Regions from separate parts of the Homo sapiens genome. Here regions 1 and 3 are each linked to region 2. Evidence: chromatin loops called from intact Hi-C (ENCODE). Cell type or tissue: mammary epithelial cell. All regions are shown on one strand.

The links. Peaks named below come from ENCODE experiments on the same cell type or tissue, not always from the same donor. Only the 100,000 strongest peaks of a DNase experiment are listed, where the experiment ranks them.
Region 1: a loop joins it to region 2, with 9 times the contacts of the local background. A loop is called at or near these places in 3 of 110 quality-filtered maps.
Region 3: a loop joins it to region 2, with 9 times the contacts of the local background. A loop is called at or near these places in 5 of 110 quality-filtered maps.

Annotation. Positions count from the first base shown.
Region 1 is chr1:61,584,360-61,592,359 of GRCh38, reverse strand. No RefSeq gene overlaps it. Among named protein-coding and RNA genes, the nearest start is that of TM2D1, 140 kb to the left of the region's middle. RefSeq lists an enhancer at 2,124-4,599. In mammary epithelial cell, a CTCF peak has its summit at 3,499 (motif pointing right); a DNase peak (open chromatin) is centred at 3,499.
Region 2 is chr1:60,276,575-60,284,574 of GRCh38, reverse strand. It overlaps LOC105378761 (a long non-coding RNA gene), which reads left to right and starts at 7,480. Exons shown (of 3, transcript XR_947431.2): 1 at 7,480-7,860. It overlaps LOC107985379 (a long non-coding RNA gene), which reads right to left and starts at 4,112. Exons shown (of 4, transcript XR_001738093.1): 1 at 3,957-4,112; 2 at 2,590-2,755. In mammary epithelial cell, a CTCF peak has its summit at 3,031; a DNase peak (open chromatin) is centred at 2,984.
Region 3 is chr1:60,967,039-60,975,038 of GRCh38, reverse strand. NFIA-AS2 (NFIA antisense RNA 2) reads left to right here and starts at 4,299. Exons shown (of 7, transcript NR_110617.2): 1 at 4,299-4,491. In mammary epithelial cell, a CTCF peak has its summit at 4,796; DNase peaks (open chromatin) are centred at 1,178, 2,098 and 4,208; H3K27ac peaks cover 344 bases.

The DNA of each region.
Region 1 (8,000 bases), 1.3 Mb before region 2:
CCAGATAACCCAGGGATAGGATGACTCCTTTTGGGTTTGAGAATGTCTCTGGAACATGCTGCTTAAAACACAAGAATGGCCTTAAAGGTAAAGCTGGAAAATTGGACACATGTATTTAGCTCTCTTTCTTCCTGAAACCCACTAACACAAAAACAAAGAAAGTGGAAACAAAGAAAGCAGCAAAATGTTGAAAGTTAAAATGCTGTGGAAGACTGGCGACCGGCCTGCCAGACCCCATCAAACTGCACACGGAGCCTGCAGTGGGAAACGCCAAAAGCAACTCGGTTCACATTCAGAGCAGTGAAACAGCGCAGGACTGGTGGCATCTGGTACCTCTGGAGGTGAGAGTGAAGATGGGGCTGAAAAAGGAGGGTGGGTGGAAAGGGTTTTAGAAGCAGTTAGATCTCTCCCCGTGCCCTATCCCCTCATGCCACGCAGTCACATGGCTCCTTCTCCACTGCCGTAAATGGTAGGAGAGATTTATTTTCTAGAGACAGTAACCAGGGGATTTCTGAACTAGAGAAGCCAGAGAGTGCGGAGGTCTGGGAGGATGCTGTACTGAAAACAGAGGGATTAAAGACTACAGAGGAGCAGACTGAATATTTGGGTTCCAGCCTTCTTCTCACACTTGGCTCCCGGAACACAGCAGCCAGGCACACACATTCTTCAAATAGGGGATTGAAGAGTCTTCTCTGGGCATCTGACCAACTCAAGAGGAGAAGCCTAAAGTGAGGGTTCCCTAGAAAACAGTCAAGTCATGTCACTCCCAGTGCCAGGAAGAAAGCTATGTGAAAACGAAGGCAGAGATCAGGGCGATGTGTCTACGAGTCAAGGAACAGCAAAGATTGCCAGCGAACCACAGGAGCAGGGAGAGGCGTGGAACAGAGCCTCCCTCACAGCCCGCAGAAGGAATCAACCCTGCCTCTGGAACTGTGAGACAACACATTGCTCTTGTCTAAGCCACCCAGTCTGTGGTACTTTCTTTTTTTCTTTTTTTTTTACTCGTCGTATTTTTATTTTTTTTAACTTTTATTTTGAGTTCGGGGATACACGTGCAGGTTTGTTACATAGGTAAACACCGGTAACAGGGGTTTGTTGTACATATTATTTTATCACCCAGGTATTAAGCCCGGTATCCAATAGTTATCCTTTCTGCTCCTCTCCCTTCTCTCACCCTCCCTGCTCAAGTAGACCCCAGCGTCTTTGTTTCCTTCTTTGTGTTTATAAATTCTTATCTTTCAGCCCCCACTTACAAGTAAGAGCATGTAGTATTTGGTTTTCTGTTCCTGCATTAGTTTTCTAAGGATAATAGCCTCTAGCTTCATCCATGTTCCTTCAAAAGACATGATCTTGTTCTTTTTTTATGGCTGTATAATATTCCATGGTGTATATGTACCATGTTTTCTTCATCCAGTCTCACTGATAGGCATTTAGATTGATTCTATGCCTTTACTATTGTGAATAGTGCTGCAATGAACATTCGTGTGCATGTGTTGTTATGGTAGAATGATTTACAGTCCTCTGGGTACCTACCCAGTAGTGGGATTGCTGAGTCAAATGGTAGTTCTGTTTTTAGCTCTTTGAGGAATTGCCACACTGTTTTCCACAATGGTTGAACTAATCTACACTCCCACAAATAGTGTATAAGCGTTCCCTTTTCTCCACAACCTTGCCAACACCTGTTATTTTTTGACTTTTTAATAGTAGCCATTCTGGCTGGTGTGAGATGGTATTTCATTATGGTTTTGACTTGCATTTCTCTAATGATCAGTGATATTGAGCTTTTTTTTCATATGCTTGTTGGCCACATGTATGTCTTGTTTTGAGAAGTATCTGTTCATGTCCTTTGCCCACTTTTTAATGGGGTTGTTTTCTTCTTGTAAATTTGTTTAAGTTCCTTATAGATGCTGGATATTAGACCTTTGTGTGGTATCTTCTTACAGCAGGCCTAGCAAACAAATACACATGGTATGTGGGAGCTCATTTCCACATGCTCCATGAAGGAAAGACCTGTGTCTCTGAATCTTCCTCTGAAGGAAGGAGGAAAGGAAAGCAGAAAAGAAAAAAGGGAGGGAAGGAAGAAAAAGGGTGGGTCACAATGCGCCTGCACCTGCCTTGACCCCAGCTGGAAAATCTGCCTGTGAGCAAGGGGGCTTATACTTCTGTATTTAATCCTTATATAACCAGAACATGTTTGTGTATAACATTGGTAGTTGAAAAATAAATACAAACATATATACATATCAAAGAAAAGCAGAAAAGAAAATTCTTCTTCTTTCTCCAAGTCTCCAAATGGGAGAGTAACTGCTTGGTAATGTTGAGGTTAATAAAAAGAATACTGAAGTCAATAAAGGATGAAAAATGTTTCATTTTAATTTGTTTACTCCAACTTTTTCCTCCTGACCAAATAAGATAACTGCTTTGGGGCGGGCCGGCTCTTGTCTTACTTCTTCCTAGGAATTCACAGAGCCAGAGAGACACTGATGGAGGATGTCCTTTCTGGATTTGCTTGAGAACATTTAGAAAAGTTTCCAATGATTGGCCCTAGATGGATGGCGGCAGTAAGGTAATAGCTACCATTTCCACTCAGTTGTCTGGGCTCCAGTACATGATACATAAACCACACGCAGCCTCACTGCGGTTCGGAGGTTAAAAGTTATTAACTGAAATCAATTGAAATAAAAAGAGCCACATCTGCCTTGGTACACAATTAACTTCTCCAGACGGCTTTGGCCTGCACTGCAGGGGACACACACACACACACACGCGCGCGCGCACACACACACACACACGCATGCACACATTCTCACTCAGTAACCCTGGGGGAGAGCAGAGGCAGCTGCGGGAGCCAAAAACCTCCCCAGTCCTAATTAAACCCTCAAAGTTTCCAGGCAACACAGCCAAGGAAAAAATCATTTCCAAGCCGAAGACCCCCAGCCCCCAGCCCCGGCAAAGGAAACGGGTCGTTTGGTTTAATCAGCCCATGTGCACATTCTCTCTCCCCAGGTTGCCAAGACGGGCCTGTACCTAGCAAAGGTATTTGTGTAATCAAAGCTTCTGGAACTTTCCCTGCCAAGGCTACCAATGTGAATAGGCTCCTGAGGTAAAAATGTTCTCCCCGCTGGGGACGGCGCCCTTGAAGTCTACATCAAAATCAAGCCAGGGTCACAGCTGTTGCGGCACCCCACAGTGGAAAACTTGCAAGAAATCCCAGCCTGAACTACTGCTTTGCCTCAGGTCTACAGGAAACAGGCCCCAGAGAAGGGGAGAGAGAGAGAGAAAGAGGAGAGAGGAGAGAGGAGAGAAGAGAGAGAGAGAGAGGGGGAGACAGAGAGAGAGAGGGAGAGAAAGAGAGAGAGAGAGAGAGAAAGAGAGAGATAAACTTTGGGGGTGGGAAGACAAAGCCACTTGAGAACCTTGTCCTCTTCATGGAGACAGTCCACACCCACCCCATTCACCCTCACCTTATGTGAGCTGGGGTTCCCGCAGGTTGGCCAAGAACCACTAGGTGGCAGCAGATTAACTCTTCAGCTGCCAGGATGAGCTGGGGGCAGTTAGGAGCTGAGTATGAAAACTTTGTATCTGTCACTTCCCTCAAAGGAAAGAAAAAAAAATGACTTTTTCTGTACCCCAAAGATCCTTGGCTTGCAGATTAGGTATTGGAGAAAAATCTTTGAGGGGTTGAGATTGCTTCTTGGGTCACCTGTTCTTAGGCTTGAATTAGAGTGAAATGCAATTGTATGTACTCCATGTTGTATAACTTGGATGACACTTGGTTCACACTTTGTTCAAGGGACTGAAAGATCCTTTAAGAAATTTATGCTCACATTCAAATTCCCTTCAACAAATGCTAAATATAAGAATTAATGAGTGTATTCCATTTTCCAGGGACAGTGCTAATGGTCACCTAGATGGCCAATACCCCTGCCCTCTGGGAGTTAATGGGGAAGACAGGCATTAAAAAAAAATAGCATTCTTGCACTTAACCACTTTGGATGAGTCAAGGAATCCAGACTTAAATCTGCTATGGATAAAGAAGAAAAAAATAAGTTAAAGGAATACAGGCTTATGAAAGTCATTTACATTAAGCTTCTGTTACATGGGAAGGTAACAGGTTTTTAGGGCTTAGGTTTTTAGGGTGGCCAGTAACCTAAAATATGGGAGCCACCAGAAAGAAACTTTACCAGCATGGTTTATATATGCTTGCTGTTCAAATGACAAAGAAAACAAATCTTTCTCTTGAGTGTTCTAGCCTCTGCAAAGCATCCCCTTGTTCTACCTATTAAACCTCTGCCACAAATATAAAAATAATGTGGTGTTGATTGGTGTAGGGGGGCAGAAATGTGAAATTGATTTACTTTAGAAAGGAGAGAGATCTACTAGCCACCAGAGGAATAAATCCAGAAAGCGGGGAATGGGGCTGGGGTGAAAAGACAAGTGTTCTTGTAGTTGAGCTTAAGAGAGTTTGGGAGGAATATGGAAAGAGGGAGGAAAAAAATTAGGAGGAGAGAGCCATAAACGTGTGATATATATGACTTGAGAGAGATAGGGAAAGGCAATTTTAAGATGTTTTGCTGTGCATTTGGGATTCCGTTTGATAGGCTTCAAGAGAGTTCAGTAAAGATTAAAATTGCCTTACAATTATTTGTATTTCTTCGACTGGAAAGCCGCCTAAGTCACAAGCACACACTGTTGGTGGAATCAACCCCCTTTCCTTTCCCGTTTGTCTAGGTGGTAAGGTAGGACTCAGATAATTTCTTTCAGGAAAAGCCATCCCAGTGTGTCCAGTAGGTTACACAAAACATAATTAGCATGCTAACCCTCATATGCAATTTCTCATTCCTAATGGGCAGCCTCAGACTTTTTGAATTTTTTTCTGTAAGTTCACCAAAAATTAAGCATCACAGTAAGACAGCTCTCTGATCCGCAGCAACTTGGGATGGTGATATCACACTGTTTTCTTGTATCATCCCCTGTGCTTATGCTGGGTGCATGACAGGGCTAGGAGGTGTTTGATGGAATTGGGGCTCCTAGTGGCCTACTCTCCTAGTGTCTTACTTGAGACAAGAACTGTTATGTCTTGGAGAAACTTATATGAGTTTGATCCTGGGGTCATGACGATCCCACAGGCCAGCCAGTTCATGCTTCCATGCTTGTATGCATACTTTTCCTTCTGCTGGACTCCCCTTACCCTGACCCATCTCTTTGCCAGCCAACCAGACTTCTGGTCTTCTTAGCAAATTCCTACTCTAAAGTGAAGACTGTTGACATGTCCTGGCCTCTGTGAAACCTGCTCTGGCCACTCACCCACACCCTCTTGTACATAACTCACCCCTAGTACAGCTATGTTGTGTTCCTATCTACCTTTCTTATTTTTTTCTTGTTTATTATTATTATTTTTGAGACTGAGTTTCGTTCTTGTCACGCAGACTGGAGTGCAATGGCATGATCTTGGCTCATTGCAACATCTGCCTCCCAGGTTCAAGTGATTCTCTCGCCTCAGCCTCCTGAGTAGCTGGGATTACAGGCACGCGCCACCATGCCTAGCTAATTTTTGTATTTTTAGTAGAGGCGGGGATTCATCACATTGGCCAGGCAGGTCTTGAACTCCTGACCTCAGGTGATCCGCCTGCCTCGGCCTCCCAAAGTGCCGGGATTACAGGTGTGAGCCACCATGCCTGGCCCCTATCTACCTTACTACAGTGAAGACACGAATTATCTTTCCATCTTTGGTGCCCAGCACAGTGCCTGATACGCAGGTGATGCTCAGTATATGACTGGACAAAGAGCTGTTATGTGACTTGTCATTCCATGCTAGGGAAGCCCAGCTCTCGAAAAGCCATCACTTTCCAAGAACTCTACCTAGAATTCAAACTAAAGGAAGTGCCAGGGAATTCAATCAATAACTCATGCTACTGGTTACAATATGTATGTCCCAGTCTTCAATTGCATTCTTGGAAGGAAGCTCACTCAAATTCACAGAAAATGGAGGAAAACATCCCAGTGAAATGACTTTCTGTTCATTAGAGCTGCAGGAATATGGTTCTCAAAGCCTCCGGTAATGGAAATTTCTGTCCCTATACTTCTGTTTCTGCCATGAATTATCCTTTGAATTAAAACATATATATATATATATAAACATATATATAAACATATATGTAAACATATATATATAAAATAGTACTCAATGCTCATTAAAGAAAATTCACAAAATAGAGAAAAGCAGAAAATAACAAAATAGTTTTCAATCAGTCTCACTATTTACATAGTGTAACATTTTAGAGTGTGAATTACTCTCTTACTTATGGAATTTAATAAAAACCAGATGACAGCTAGTGCTGTCTGCTAAAATCAGGGCCAGATTCACTAGAAAACACATAGGTGGATTTCATAGTTGGTTCCTGCAGCCACATGCAGGGAGTGCCTGTGGGCACACCCTGGCAAGCAATACTGGGCGGGGGAGCTGAGTTCCCGGAAAGGGTGAATTAGCACGGTTGGGTGCCTTTGCGTGATCCTTATGGGGCTTTGTACGGTGCCAACCCCTGAAGTCATGACAAGCCTCAGACCATAGTTCCTTCCAGATCCCATTCATACAATTACTAGTCAATCCTCCAGGCTTCAGTGATGGACACGAAGCCCTTCGTAAAAATCAGACCTCCCTAACAGCCTCGTGAGCTTTGTTACCTGTTTCCTAGACTGAACTTGCCTTGTGCTGCCACAATCCATGAACACTGGCATCCAGCACAACACTTTTCCTTCGGACCCTTAGTGGCAACTCAAGCACTATCACTTGTTAAGGTAATGGGACACACAGCGCACCAGAATGAAAAAGAAAACATGGCAGAAAGATGAAACCTTGTTGAAGTAAACAAATCAAGGCAGCTTTCAGACTGAGAGAGTGGCCCACCAGGATGCCTTGCCAGAGAGTTGGCGCTTCTTTATGTGCATGGGATGACCAGCCCTGAGAAAGCACACGCTGACTTGACACTACAATGGATTTATGCATGTGCATATATACTTGTTTTATTTAACCTAAGAAGTATTTCTGAGCCCAGAGTAATGAATCAGCACTGTATGTAGACAGAGTTTACCTGTCTCTTTCCCAGGTACTTTAGCACTCTTTGCCAGGTACTGTACTAGTAGCTGGGGACACAAAGATGCATATATGCATATGACAGTCCAGCGAGGGAGGCAACTGTGCAACTGTGTGGAGGGAAAGGGATCGCATATTTATCGAATGCTTACTCTGTGCCAGGCATTGTGCTAGGTGTTTTATAAAATTAGCACATTAAGTCTTCTCAACAAAATGTGAATCAGGCATATTTCTTTTTATTTACAAAAGAAGAAACTGATGCTCAAAGAGCTATTAACTTTCCCAACTCATACTGCTGGAATTTTTATTTTGTTTTGTTTTTTCAGACAGGGTCTCGCTATGTTGCCCAGGCTGATCTCAAACTCCTAGTCTCAAGCGATCCCCCTGCCTCAGCCTCCCAAGTAACTGAGATTACAGGAGCATGCCACTTCACCCATACTGAATTTTTAGCAAAATCTCAAAACCCACGACCAAGTCCATTTGATAGAGTGGCAGTGGGAGGTGTTTTAGTGCAGATGGGCAGGGTTTGAGGTATAGCCTCATTGCTGTCTTCTTTGCCTTGTTTTCTAAATCAGCTATGGCTCAGAAGCGACAGTGGCCTCAAAGAGCTGTTCAAGTCAACTGCAGCAGGCTGCCTCCCAGACAGATAGGACTATTTCTCTGCTTTGCAGGCTTCTTGTTTTGAAGGAAGCATTTAAATTCTATCTATCCTTCCAGCTAAGCTTCAGTCTTCACTTTCCTCCTTCCCTGACAATGCAAAGGAGTGAGTGGCGGGATGGATTTGATCTGCAGACTCCGATGGATTGTGCTATCAGTTGTGAGCTGCAGGTACATATTTTGATGTTTTTGAGTTCTGGTTCCTCATCCATACAATGGGCACAAAAGCTACCTCACAGGGTTATGATTA
Region 2 (8,000 bases):
CAATTTCCTCATCTGTTAACCGAGTATCCTATTAATACTTCCTTCCCCTTAGAGTTTATTCATTCATTCTACAGTTTTGTTATTTTCTTTCAGCACCTTCTTTATTCTAGTTGCTATACTGAGTTCTACAGATACAACATGAAGTAAGACACAAATAGTTCTCTGAAGTAGCCCACATTCTATGGGAAGAAAGCACACAAAGTAAAAAGTGCTGTGATAGAGGTATGTCCAGAGTCCCAATGGGATCAAATACATCTCAAGGGATGTGTATAATATGAGTGCACAGAGTGCTAGATAAGAGGAGGGTGGGAGATGTGTCCCACTGGTGTCTGAGCTCCTAATAGAGCTTCAGTTTCTCTGGTCCAGTTCTCCTTTGCCCTAGCAAGTTGACTCATCCTTCTATGTCCAGGGCCCCACAACAGATTCCAGAGGCTTAACAGTGCTCTGGACCATTGAAAATGGGTGGAAAACTCTCCATGGGACGGAGAGACAGGGAACTGACATGTTGCTGGGCAATGGGCAATGATCTAGATATAGTCAGCAGGTCATCCTTATCAGGCTACAGTGAGAAGGATCACCTAATTTTCCAAGCGATGTACCGTGCTTTCTCAAACAGAAAATCTGCTATCCCAGAAAGGCCTTCCATGGCCTTGTGCTGCTCCCTGGCACCAGCAGCTGCAGGACATTTGCTCCCAATGAGTCAGCATTCTCCCTTTGTAGACTCTATGCCTGCCTGATTATCAGCTTTACTGTGGAACCTTCAGATAGTCAAGGGAAGGAACAGATCTCTTGCTCCTAACACCTTGACCATAGATCTTTAAATTGAACAACAAAAAATTTCTCATATGGTACTCTGCTTCTGATCTAAAAACTTGCTTTGGGATGAGGAATACAGGAAGAATGGTAATTCTTATTTACCCTACCAAGGGAGATATGGTAAATAAGAATTGGACACAGTGGTTAATTCCAAATATCATTCCATCATATGAGCTGTTGTTATTTGTGATGTTACTAGCAGCCAGATCACACCATCTTCTTTAGCAATCCATTCTGCCCCTAGCATCACAGCTTTAAAATGGAATAGGGTACATTTCATAGACTCACAAAAATCCAGCTTTATTTATGTAGCAAGTTCAGATAAGTGATATGATTTGTTCAAATTCATACAGCAGAACCAAGGGTAGATGTCACTTTCAAGTTCAGGCTTCCTCCCAGACCAATTGCTATTTTATTTTATTTTTCCAGACCAACATTTTGTTAACTGCTGATATCTTGTTTGTTGCACAATCCTTAAAGTCAGATTGTTTTCTTATCCTGGCCTTACTGTTTGCTAGCTGGATGTACTTGAGCAAGTCACTTTACTCCGCTGAGACTTATATTCTAATCTGTTAGATAGAGACTCTCATCTGGGGGAAATAATATATGCCCCTTATAATCAATGTGATGATTATATAATTTAATTCATATAAAGGTTTTAGGACAGTGACTTGTATATGATAATTTCTCCATAATTTTTTTAACATTTTAGATAAAGTTGTTTTTTAGATGCTCACCTGGCTCTTGTTTTTTTCCCCTCCTTTATAATTATAATTATTATGCAACAAATGTTACTGTGTTTTAAACACTATGTAAGGTAGATATTTTTAAAATAAGATTGATTATTCTCTAGGTTTTGTGAATAAGAAAGTAAATAAAATCCATCACTTTCTACACATGTACCCCATAAGTATATACAAATATGTAACAATGAAAACATTTTAAAATCCATAACTTCATAATTAATTTACTATATTTTATTAAGTTTTTGAGGTTATGTCTATTTTAAGCATATGGTAGAAACGTTATGTAATGATATACTACTATGAATCTCTTTTCAATTTCGTGTTCAATGACATTACCTTGATTTTGAAATCAACCATGGTGGAAATATTTATACCATGAAAATTGGCAAATGCTGTAAGTCAGGGCTTGATGTATTGTTTTGATGATTTCGCTAGACTTGATAGGTTAATAATGCTGTATTCTGTCTGTGACTATTGAGTCATAAACAACATAAATAACAGGAAATATTTTTCAGTATTAGTGGATTTAACACTATTAGTGAATTTAACAAAGATTCGGCTAATACCATTAACAAACAAGTGAAGTTTTAATATATGCCTTTGTCCATTCACTTTTTTGCTCCCAGTTAACATAAATGAAAATATCAAGCACCATTCATTTCACAATCACACTTGTTGATCAGTGAAGTAAGAGACATTTTTGCTGAACCAGACAGTATTTAAACGTTTATTTGCAGGCTGATATTGTCAAATAATGGTTGGATTGCAATAATAGCTTGGCCATGAATACAAGAGTTCAACAGAAATTAACTAATGTATTCTATGAGAATCAATTAGCTATATGGAATTTATAATAAAGATTATTGTATATTTTATATATATAACATGTAAATTGTGTGCTACTTGTCCTGTATATGAGTGAAATGTATAATAAACTTATGTACATGTACATATGCACATATTTTTCCCCCAGGGAGCTGGTTGTTAAATATTTATCAGCACACCACTGTCCCCAATTCATATCTACCTTCTAGTCATCACCTCTCTGGCTTTGGAGCAGATCATAAACTCTAGAATCCAGACACCAGCCAGTGCAGTACTTCACAAGCTCTGCAGTACTTCTCAGGATCTGTTTTCCCAGGATGACCTTGTGTGAGCTGTAAGTCATCAAAACCTGGTTCCTTTGATCTGCCCTGGGGAGAAAGGAATTATGTCCCTTTAACATGGACAAAACTCCACGGGACCTCAGCTTGCAAATTCAGGATTAAGAGAACTTGAAATTCATTGACATTCTACAAACTCAGAGCTAACGAAGCCTGTGAGGGTCATCCCTTCCAGAACTTTCGTCTTTATGGAATGAGTATCAGAACAGGCCAGTCTCAGGCTCATGTCTGAGTGATTTATCATTTTCATTCATCACCTCTAAGGCTGAGCTGGCCCCAGTTTCCCTTGTCTGGGCTATGGATGTCCCCTGCTGGAATCCAGAGCTCACTGCAGCTCAGGGAATTAGAACAAATGCTGCGGCCGTAGATGCATTGTGTGTATGTGTAAGAACACACTCGCTGTCTGCGTGCCTCTCGACAGGAAACCACTCCGGAAATTCACTCTCTTGTCCTGGTTTTACAGGTCTGCCCTCATTTACTGATTTCATGTCCCAAATGATTGAGAATCATTATTTATCAAGTCTTTTGAATAATGTCTACCACATGGTAAGCTCTCAATAAACATTTACTGAAAAAAATGAGCATAGCCTTGTAAGGTACATTATGCGTGATCTAATTTCATCCTCACAACAATCAAATAAATTAGGAACTATGGTTAACTCCTTCTTGTTTTCAGGTGTTGGAACTCAGGCCTAGAGGTTAGGTCACTTACATAAGGTCACTTAGCTTGGATGTGGCAGCATCAGCCTTAGGGCATAAGTGTCCCTGTCTGCAGGCTCGCTGCTCTGCTACAGCCTGCCATGCAGTCTCCAAAGGGTTCCTTCTCCACAGCTTCTCCAAACAGAAATACCTGCTCCTTTTTGCTTTCGTATTTCCCCACTCCCAGTATTCACCCAGGGTGAATCTCGTCCTTTGTCCTGCTTGCTGTGTACCCTGGCCAAATCCCTTCGCCTTTCAGAGCCTGAGTTTCTTCATCAGATAAATAAAGGGGATGGATTAGCTGACTCTTAATTTTAAAATGCCAATTCTAAAATGCTGACGCTTTCTGAATTTAATTTCAGGATAGACATGCTGAGGTCCAAATTGCTAGGGATTTCCTCTCTGGCCAAGGAAACAAAACTCAGTCATATACTACTTGTGAGTTTGTATCAGGAGGATGAAATTAAGCCCCAAAGTCTGCACTGCCCTTTGGGAACGTACTTTTTCAGATCAGAAGCCAACGATCACTTACATGAGAGGTTATCAGTAGATGGACAAAAAGCACCATTTCTCTCTTCTCTCCAGTGAGCCAAAGCATGGTTGCCAATTCAGACAGCCAGTTGGGAGTTTTCAACATGTGACAAGCCCAAAGGCATTTCTGAAGCTGCCAGCACAGAGGCCTGTCGAATCTGCTAAGGAACCAGATGCAGCAGATAAATATCTTCCACAGCTTGGCATCTGGGGCCTGTGCTTGCCAGCTGAGAGAAGGGGCTGTGTTGCACAGTGCTGGGGGTGGGGATGGCAGAGAGACAGCAGCTGAACAAATCACACATATTTCTCATTGAAGTAGAAAAAAAGGCAATTCTAGAGAGCATTTCAAAATTCTAAAAGGACCAGATTAAATACGGATGGTTATATGTAGGTTATTATTATATGATGGACTGGATTATAAATAGGTAAGTTATATATTGTGGTCTTTGATACCATTGTTTCATTCAGTCTGTTGATATTATTTTGCATTTCTAGAATGCAATAGTCTTTATGCAATTCATTTAGTGCAATTACATTTACAAGACAATCTCTCTCTCTCTCTCACACACACACACATACACACACAAATCTTGTATATCTAGCTCTGCACCAAATAAAAATTACAGAAATAAAGCATTCTTTTCATCATGAGGCAAAAAATGACTATGTGTTGAGTCATGTGTCCAGACTTTGTTTTTTCAAAAATATATTTCCCTTTTAGATTCTTCAAAAGAATTGATGAAATTTCATCAATTTCCTCTCAATATAATTCATAATTATTTATTGAATGCCTACTATGTGCAAGAGATTGCTTGGTGCAATTATTATGAAGAGAAAGAGACAAAGTGTCTTCAAGGAGCTTATTAACAATTCCTGGCATACTAATAATCAATGGGATTTTCCTCAACTTCAACCTGATTAAGGGCATCTTGAAAAACCTTCTGCTAACATCACAATTGGTGGGGAAAAACTGAAGCCTTTTTTCTTAAGCTCAAGTGTAAGGCTGTCCAATCTCACCACTTCAATGTCCTATGAAGGTATTAGCCAATGCAAGAAGGTCGGACAAGAAATGAAACCCATTCAGATTGAAGAGAAAGAAGCAAAACTCTATTTGCAGACAGCCTGGTTGTCTAAGTAAAAAATTCTTTTTTTTTTTTTTAAAATTTTTTTTTTTTATTATACTCTAAGTTTTAGGGTACATGTGCACATTGTGCAGGTTAGTTACATATGTATACATGTGCCACGCTGGTGCGCTGCACCCACTAACGTGTCATCTAGCATTAGGTATATCTCCCAATGCTATCCCTCCCCCCTCCCCCGACCCCACCACAGTCCCCAGAGTGTGATATTCCCCTTCCTGTGTCCATGTGATCTCATTGTTCAATTCCCACCTATGAGTGAGAATATGCGGTGTTTGGTTTTTTGTTCTTGCGATAGTTTACTGAGAATGATGGTTTCCAATTTCATCCATGTCCCTACAAAGGACATGAACTCATCGTTTTTTATGGCTGCATAGTATTCCATGGTGTATATGTGCCACATTTTCTTAATCCAGTCTATCATTGTTGGACATTTGGGTTGGTTCCAAGTCTTTGCTATTATGAATAGTGCCGCAATAAACATACGTGTGCATGTGTCTTTATAGCAGCATGATTTATAGTCCTTTGGGTATATACCCAGTAATGGGATGGCTGGGTCAAATGGTATTTCTAGTTCTAGATCCCTGAGGAATCGCCACACTGACTTCCACAATGGTTGAACTAGTTTACAGTCCCACCAACAGTGTAAAAGTGTTCCTATTTCTCCACATCCTCTCCAGCACCTGTTGTTTCCTGACTTTTTAATGATTGCCATTCTAACTGGTGTGAGATGATATCTCATAGTGGTTTTGATTTGCATTTCTCTGATGGCCAGTGATGATGAGCATTTCTTCATGTGTTTTTTGGCTGCATAAATGTCTTCTTTTGAGAAGTGTCTGCGTGGGCAAGGACTTCATGTCCAAAACACCAAAAGCAATGGCAACAAAAGCCAAAATTGACAAATGGGATCTAATTAAACTCAAGAGCTTCTGCACAGCAAAAGAAACTACCATCAGAGTGAACAGGCAACCTACAACATGGGAGAAAATTTTCGCAACCTACTCATCTGACAAAGGGCTAATATCCAGAATCTACAATGAACTCAAACAAATTTACAAGAAAAAAACAAACAACCCCATCAAAAAGTGGTCTAAGTAAAAAATTCTAAGTAATCTACAAAAATGCTACTAAAACTAATATGCGTGTTTAGCAAGGCTTCATATCAAGTCAGAAACAATAGTTTCCTCCTATTTGCAGGGGATAAGTTTCAAAACCCCAAGTGGATGCCTACAATCATGAATAGTACCAAACCCTAAATATACAACATATTTTTCCTTTTTTTTTTTTTTTTTGAGACGGAGTTTCGCTCTGTCTCCTAGGCTGGAGTGCAGTGGTGTGATCTTGGCTTATTCCAAACTCCTCCTCCTGGATTCAAGTGATTCTCCAGCCTCAGCCTCCTGAGTAGCTGGGATTACAGGCACCTGCCACCATGCCAGGCTAATTTTTGTATTTTTAGTAGAGACGTGGTTTCGTCATGTTGGCCAGGCTGGTCTCGAACTCCTGACCTCAGGTGATCCACCTATCTCGGCCTCCTAAAGTGCTGGGATCACAGGCTTGAGCCACCGTGCCCTGCCTAATATATTTTCCTAAACATACATACGATGAAATTTAGTGAATTGTGCAGAGTAAAAGATTAACAGCAATAATTAATAATAAAATAGAACAATTATGCCAATATATTGTAATATACTGTAATAAAAGTCATGTGAATGTGACCCTCTCTCTCTCTAACTATCCTATTGTTACTATATGCACCTATTTTCAGACCAAGGTTGACCACAGCTAACTGAAACTGAGGAAAGCAAACCTATGAGGAAAGGAGAACTACTGCATATAAGAAGTAATTTTATTTTTGTATACCAGCTGTTATGGATTGAATTCCGTCCCCTTAAAACTCATATGTTGAAACCCTGGCCTTCAATGTGGCTGTATTTGGAGAAAGGGGTGCTTGGGGTAATAAAGTTTAAGTGAGGTCATAATTGGCCTTACTCCAATAGAACAGGTGTCCTTATAAGAAGAGGAAGAGATACCGGAGGGATATCTCTTCCCCTCCCCCTCATGAGTACACTGAGGAAAGGCCACATGAGGACACAGTGAGAAGGTGGCCATCTTTAAGCCAGGAAAAAAAAAAGCCTCACCAGACACTAATCCTGCTAGCACCTTGATTTTGGACTTCTACCTTCCAGAACTGTGAGTAAATAAATTTCCATTATTTAAGCCACGTAGTGTATGGTATCTTATTATGATAGCCCAAACTGACTAATGCACTAGCCACAAATAATGAAAATTAAAATAAAAATGATACAATTACAATAACATCAACAATATGAAATGCCTAAAAATAAATGTTAACGAGCCTAAACATATGTAACATAAAGTCAATATACAAAATTTACGATATACAAAATGTAGTCTCAAAGACTAAGCTATTAAGAGTGACTTTCCCCCCTATATATTAGAAAGACAGATGCAGATAGCTATAGATAGCAGGAGTTGTCATGAAAACTCACAGAGAACTGAGGAAGCTTGTAGATGCAGCTCAGTAGCTACAAGGAAACTCGTAGACACCAAGTGCTTTGGTCATCGTATGCATTTAATTATATGAATTTCTGAAAGTTTTTGGAATGAATGTGTGAAATCTTCCTGTTCTTGATATTTCCTCTAGCTGACTTCAACATTCCAAGCATTAATTAATTTAAAAAAGACATCAGAAGCCATGCCAGAGAGACTCTTTGTCACAGTCTGATTATGAATCTGGAATGACAAGTAAGTTTCAACTTGAGAGCCAACTCTGATAGATTGGTAGTGACTACCTAGAGCAAAAACATTGAGAAAATGATTTTGAAACTTTATTTGAACTCAGTAGGGGAGGGATGTATGGTCAGAGAGCTATGCAAACTGTAGGG
Region 3 (8,000 bases), 690 kb before region 2:
TTTGACAGATGGCTCCCAGGATTAGAATCTCCCTCATTTTTCCCTACAGCATTTGGAAAGAGAGCTTAATCATACAAGCTACGACTGTAGGGAGTCTTTTCTGAAAGAAGGCCCCCTAGCAGGGAAACTGAATAGAAAGAATAGAAAGGGAATGTCAGGGAGACATTTGAGTTTGGTGCTTTGGACCAAACCGTCTTTCAAGACGCATCTTAAATCCTCTTTCCTTTGACAAGCCTTCCCTGACTACCCCAGACTCTACCCATCTCCCCCTGCTGTGCTCTGATTTAGGAGATGGTGGCTGTGCAATAGACTTAGCAATTAATCATACCTGCCCTTGTGACAGCTATTGTACTATTGCCTTAAACTGGTATTTTACTCTGGCCTTAGAATTCATCTTTGTGCATGTACATTTTCTCCAATGAGATTATAAGCACCTTGAGGACAGAGATTTTGTCATAAACATATCTTAAATCCTTCCTTCCTCCCCAATACCTAGCGCAATTCTGTCCACATAGTAAAGGCTCAATAAATGTTTTTTAGTTTCGTATAAAAGGCCCTGCAAGGATTTCTGAATGAAAAATATGAGAGAAATCAAATAAATTAGTTTGAGGAGCAGGTGATTTAGATTTATTACTTATGGTGGAATGCAAAAATTGCCACAATAATTTAAAGCAATTCTTATCAAGAGGCAGAGTCTATTTCCCGACTCCTTGAATCTGGGCTGGCCTTGTGATTTGTTTTGACCAGTTGAATGTAGTGAGCTTAATGTAGTTTGAGGTCTGAGCCCAGGCATCAAGAACCCAGCAGAAGAACTGCACAGCTGATACCAGCCCAAATCACAAACCTACAGGACTGTGAGTTAAATAAATGTTTTTTTATTATAAGTCACTAAGTTGTGGGATGATGTGTTAGGCACCAAAAGCTAACTGTTGCAAGATCTTCTTTAATTATCAGGATAAGCCCTTGAGATGCATGTTAGCATCCTATTTTATGAGTTAGGAAGCAAGCATTCAGGAGCAGTATGACGTAGAATGATCATAATTAGCATCTTTCAGAGCCATTGTTAGTGTCTTTTAGCAAATGTTACCTGGATGGGGAAACATATCAGGAGGCACATGTCTCAGCAGGCACTGGTCTGTCTGATGGGGAGGGGGACAAAGGAGTGTTTGTTGGCAGGAGTCAGGAAAAGTTCAGACCATGGAGAGTTCAACAATGTGTTGAAGGAACAGGCAAGACAGAGCTTGAGGGCTCTTGGGTCCATGCGTTCAGGCTGAAACGATGTAACTTGGGAGTCTATAAAGAGGGAAATGATAACAACAGTGACTAATAAATTCACTGAACATTTCTCATGTGCCACAAGCTGTGCTACGTCTCTAATCTTCACAAATGTCCTAGGTGAGGCTGAGATAAATTAAATAGGTCATATAACTTGTAAGTGATTAAATTGCCATCGAAACATAAATGTGTCTAACTCCAAAGGGAAATAGCAAACAGCTAAAAATGCCCTTTTCATTATATTGTCTGGTCTGTAAAATCAATTTCTTCCTAACTTGCAACAAACCGAATGGGCACCTATATGTCATTGCAGGCAAAACTCTTCGTATGCCTTGGAACAAAGCCATACACAGCTGAAAACTCATGACTTGTCCCATATTGGGCATGGAAGGGTGGTTTCTCCAGTTTGATAAAATCAGGAGGTCCTCTCTGCAACATGCTTTTGTGATAACATTATGTGGCTTAGCAAGAGTTCTACAAACAGGGCCCCTTTGAAGGGATCTGTCCCTTCTGCTTTTGAAGTAGGGTGACCACAGCCCTCGAGCAGAGACCTTCAGATATCCTCAGGCGGTGGTTTCATCTAGACTAAACTAGTTACAAACCCTTCCACTTATCTAATAGTTTATGCACGGTGCACACATATGTCTTGTTGAATTGAGTAGCACAGCTTTGTGGGATTCACTGGGCAGCACGTGTGATTCCCATTTTATAAATGAGAAAACTGAGACTCAGAAGCTAACTGACATGCTCAAGGTCATAAAGTTAATCTGTGGTTGAGCTAGGACTGGACTTGGTCTGTTTGACTCCTCCTCCCATGTTCTTGACTGAGTCAACACAAAAGCATTCCCTATGTATGAGGCATAGAGACTACAGAGATGTTTTAGGCTGGGCTCCTACACCCAATAACAGCAAATGTCTGGTCTAAATGCTTTACTTAGAGTAACTAATTTAATTCTCATAACAACCCTACGAGGGAGTGCACTTTTTACTCTTGTTTTATGCATGGGAAAATAGAGGTACAAAGCAGTAAAATAGATTTGGGGTTCACATACAGGTGGTCTAGACAGGGAGTCCTTTGACTTAGCCACAGCACCCCACTGCCCCTATGCTTAGGGAAGCTACTGGGGAGAGGAGTGAGATGCTGAATAACAAGGAGACCTATGACAGCCTGGTAACAGCAGGTCATGCCTGCTTGGGTTCAAATACTTGGCCCAGTGCTTAAAGCTGTTTGGTCTTGGGTAAGTTTTTTGTGTGTGTTTATGTGTCAGTTTTTCATCTGTAAAATGAGATTTTGAGATTGCTCACTTCATAGAGAGGTATTATGAGAATGTAATGATTATGTGTGTATGTGTGTGTATGTGCATGCATATGTTCAAGTGTGTGTGCGTATGTGTGTAGCTAAGAATAATCTCTGGTCCTCCAGTTAGTATGATTTGAGAGTTTGCTATCATCATCATTGCAAGGCTATGAAGTGAACTAATTTCCAGACACATAGCGCAGACAAGAGTCACAGATTCTGAGAAGAGGGAGAATTTATTGTCAGCAGGAATGGTCAGGACAGGCTTCAATGAGGAGGTAAGAAGATGTTAAGTGGATCTCGAAGGATAGAATCACAGAGTTGGGAGTTGAAGAGACTTCAGCATTCATGCAATCATATGAGTTTATCTCATAGAAGAAATCTAGGACCACAAGGGAGAGGTGATCATGCCATGTTTATCCAGCTAGTTGGGGACAGGGCCTTGACTGGAACCCAGGTCTCCTCCAAACCATGCCTGTCTGAATTTTTCTGGGCTAGAAAAATTAGAAACCCTGCATCCCCAGTCAATACTGGTGCTCCCTCTTGTAGTCCTCACTCCACTCTAAGCACCCTTTACTACCTTTCCTCTGCCATCCCTTTGGGAGAGATGCAAGTGAGCAATGAATTCGACAGTGATAGGAAAGACCTCCTACAGAAGCAAGGGACTTGATAATCTATAAACAGTTCCTGGGTAAAAACCATGAATGTGTACAGAGCACCTACTATCAGGTGCTTACTGAATTTTCTCAATCTCCACCGTAACTGCTATCATTCTTTGTACAGATAAAAAACCAAAAGGCTTAGTTTTGTAGTATCTTAGTTTTGGTAATTTTCCCAAGATCTCACAAAAAGAAAATGTTTGAGCCAGGATCCGAACAATGGTTTATAAGATTCTTCTATCCACCCACCCATCCATCCACCCACCCATCCCTGCACACACCCATCCATGCACACACTTATCCACCCACCCATCATCCATCTGTCTATCTGTTCATTCATCTTTCCATCCAAGAAACCTTTACTGAGAGTGTGTTCCATGTAAGGCAGTGTGCTTGGTGGTATGGAGCTAAGGAGATACATAGCCCCCTGTCCTCATAGAGCTGAGTGGGGCCTCCTTGAGGGTACTGTTGGGATAGTGTTAGGGAGGAGAGTGATGAGGAAATGGTTTATGTGGAAACTGGGCACTTGGGAAGACCATGACAAGAGGATCAGTGGGTTGCTCCCTGACTCCTGCTTCTAAGGTTGCAGATGAGTGCCCAGCTGGCCAGCTGGCCACTGGCATAGTCTGCCTCTTTGTGTAAAAACTAGTGGAATCACATATGTGCTGCTCCCAGATGCAGTCTCGGCACCAACACCTTCCAAGCAGGAGGTTCTGTCATGGTGCTGCCTGCCAAGCCTTGTCCAGAGGACTGAGGCCACTTGGCCAGTTGCACTGGGCCCTGTGCCTGTGCAGAGACTGTCTCACCACAGCAGCTGGGGGCGGCAGGGAAGGGCAAGAGCTTCTTTTGTGTGTGTGTGTGTGTGTGTGTGTGTGTGTGTGTGTGTGTGTGTGTGTTTAAGCTGGAAAGAAGCCCTTTTTCACTGTGCTCTGTACTTGAGATATTTCACTGAGTGGGAGACAAAGAGGCTTTGTGTGCTCTTCAAAGTGCTCTCTGCTGACTGTGATACACATCCAGGAAAAACCCAGACCAAAGCCATGAAGTCACCCCAAGTTCAAACCCAAAATGCAATTTGCAGTGGTTAGAAATGACAAAGGATGGGTGGTAGGATCCAGAGAAAAAACAGTGAAACCCGATGGACCTTAAATAGATCTGAGGGCACTGATTTGATTATTTTGGGTGAAATCTTTTAAGAAAATCTTGTCAGATTCTTCACAGAAAATTTGGTAAAGCCTATATTTCATCGCCAGCCTAGCAAAGGTAAGACCCACGTTAATTTTCTTGGAATATCACTGTTGTTTTTATTCTTAGGGTGTATGTTAGGGAGAAGAGCAGGGAGGTAGTTTGTCAGATGTTGTTCTTTCCTTGTTAAGCTTCACCTGTTCTTAAGAGCAACTTGCACTTTGTCAGCCACAGAATAGTGCCTGCCGTTCAGGCCAGTGTTTTAGATATAATTGAATTGCTGGGACGCATTAAACATCATAGGGTTTTTAGCGGAGAAATAATTTAATGATGTGGCCTTTAGGATTGTTAATTAGCACTGTCTGTATGAACATGTAACAATAACACCACCTACCGTAAAAGCGAATGTTCTACACTTCAGGACACTCATTTCTTTAGGGCTTCCCGCAGAGAAGCAGTCATTAACTCTTTTTTTGACAAATGCTTTTAGACATGCTCTGTAGGGCCGTGAATTCACCCTTCCCTCCAATCCTGAATCCTTCTCTGCATTTATCCACAAGGCAAGCTGGCAAACAGGGAAACAAGGAGAACTGTGTGCTCAGCCCTCCAGAGTGGCACGGATTATGAGGAGGTGATGGTCCTTCCCCGCCAAGATCCTGAGACACTGTCACTCCGGAATCCAAAAAGAGATTCAGGCAAGGATGTGGGAAAGTTGGAACCCTGCATGCTGTTGGTGGGAATGCCAAATGGTGCAGCTGCTATGGAAAACAGTATGGAGGTTCCTCAAAAAATTAAAAATAGAATTACCATATGATCCAGCAGTCCCACAGGGTATTTATCCAAAAGAATTGAAATGAGGATCTTGAAGAGATATTAGTACTCCCATGTTCATTGCAGCACTATACACAATAGCCAAGATGTAGAAATGAACTAAATATCCAACAACAGATCAATGGATAAAGAAAATGTGGAACACACACACACATACACACACATCCCAGAATATTACTTAGCCTTAAAAAAGAAACTCTAAAATATGTGACAACATGGATGAATCTTGAGGACATTATACTAAATGAAATAAACCACTCAGAGAAAGACGAAACTGCATGATTCCACTTATGTGGGGTATCTAAAATTGCCAAATTCGTAGAATCAAAGAGTGCAATGGTGGTTGCCAGGAGCTAGGTGGAGTGAGAAATGAACAGTTGTTAATCAATGGACATACAGTTTTAGTTAAGCAAGATGAGTGAGTTCTAGAGATCTGCTGTACAACGCTTTACCTATGGTCAATAATACTGTATTGTGTGCTTAAAATTTTGCTAAGAAGGTGGCCCTCATGTTACGTGTTCTTACAAAGTTAAAAAGGAAAAAAGTAATGGGATTGGCTCACTGGAGGAGAAGCTGTTGGCTTGCATCCTGCCTGCCCTGATGAAGGGAATGGTCAGGGGCTTGTTTCTCTGCTGGAGTTCAGGCGGGTCTGTCTGAGCCATGGGTCTGGAGGAGGCCTGCATAGGCAGCATGCCATAGGTTTCTCTGGCTTCCTGAGAACAGAGCCTGATAATGATGGAGAAATGAGAGCTTCCCACTCCTTCTTCTGTTTACATTAGAACAGCCAAGTGTTTCTTCAACCATCCACCATTCCCTTATGTCACATGTCTTCTGAAGACACTTTACCTCTTCAGTGAGGCAAGAGCAGCAGCATGAAGGTATTTGAACACTAGATTGTGCCTTGTTCTTCAGTCAGCCAAACTTTTCCCTAGCCATGTTCTAGGCCTTGATGTCTTCACGAAACCTCACCTTCCAACATCTCACTCTGGCCACAGCCCCCTGTCCTGCTACTTCTCTTACTCCTCTCTCTTCTCACAGCCTTGTCTGGCCTCTGGTCCAGAGATGGCCAATGCCTGGTGTGATTGTTGCCACTCTTTCCAGCTCATTGAGAACCTCACAGACTGATCATGCCACTCTCCTATTAAACCCAGAGGTTGCTTTGGGATCCTTCTCAGCACAGGTTCCATCAACTGGAGTTGATGCGTGAGATGAAAACTATTTGCCATTCCAGCTCCAACTCCTTGATCCACTTTCTCTCAGTCCATCAGGCAGGACAGACTCCACACACTTGCATTTGAACTCTTCATGGCACCCCTCCCCTTCCCTTGCACACGCACATGCTCTGTCTGTCCAATGATGTGTTCTCTCCACTTTCTCTACTCTCATGCCCAGAGCACTAAGTATTTTTGGAGTATTTTGCATTATGATGTGTAGTTAATGCCACATAAAAATTTGTGGTTTCTACTTTGGAACTGTCTTTTATTTGTTCTTTATTAGTATCTTCTTGCATTTCCCAGAGAAGCCTTCCAGAGCCTATCTTGCCTTTTCAGTTCCCCAAACCACACCACCTCCCCTCCTTGTCTGTCAACCTCACCTCCCATTTCCCTGAGAAAACTGGCAGAGGCTCCCTATGCCTCCGCCCCTGCCTTGTCCCCCACCCTCTGCCCACATGCACCCTGTCTCTCCCTTTGAGAATCTTTGTTATCTTCCTGCCTAGAGTGCTGTGGCTTCCCCCTTCTTTCTCCTGAGATGTTCCCTTTTCTTCCACACTCAGCAAAGGGTCATTTCCTTGACAAAACTTTCCTTTGCTAACTGACCCTCACCACAGGCAGGCTGGGAAGTTCCCTCCTCTCTCTTCCCTCCGTATCTCGTATATACCTATATTAAGGTATTAATTCCAGGGAATTGTCATCTCTCTCTCTCTTCTAGTCTAGTTTTCATCCCTGACTCTAACAGTATCTGGAATAGGGCAATGATTCAAGTTGTATTTATTGAGTGAATGAATGAATGCATTGGGAAACTGAGGCAGTGAATAGATTTTGCCCATCTCCTGGAATTGGTCATCTCCTTATCCTTCCTGTTAAATTTCACCATCTGCACTTCTCTTTTTAAAAATGATATTTATCATTTTCTATCATTGGTGTTACTTATCTATGTACAAGTCTTATCATTCCTACCACACTGCAGCTTCCTTGAGAGAGTTATCTAGATCGAAATCAACTATGTGTCTCCCAAAACGCAGTAAGTCACATGTGTTGTTTTTTCAATATTTGTTGGATGAATAATTCTTAAGTTATGCTTGTATTACTTAGAATAAGGGTCCAGTGCAGTCTTGTTGAATTAAACTGAATTTAATCCTTTGTCATAGATATGCTGATGTCGTTTGTTGTGACCCTACCCAAATCTCTTCCGGAATTGTAGTTCCCATAATACCCACATGGAGGTTGTGGGAGGGACCCAGTGAGAGGTAATTGAATCTTGGAAATAGTTACCCACATGCTGCTGTTCTTGTGATAGTGAGTTCTCACAAGATCTGGTGGTTTTATAAAGGGCTTTTCCCCATTTTGCTAGACCCTTCCCCTTCCTGCCATCATATGAAGAAGGACGTGTTTGCTTCCCCTTCCACCATGATTGTAAGTTTCTTGAGGCCTCCTCAGCCATGCAGAACTGTGAGTCAATTAAACCTCTTTCTTTTATAAATTACCCAGTCTCAGGCAGTCCTTTTTAGCAGCACGAGAATGGACTAATACAGTAAA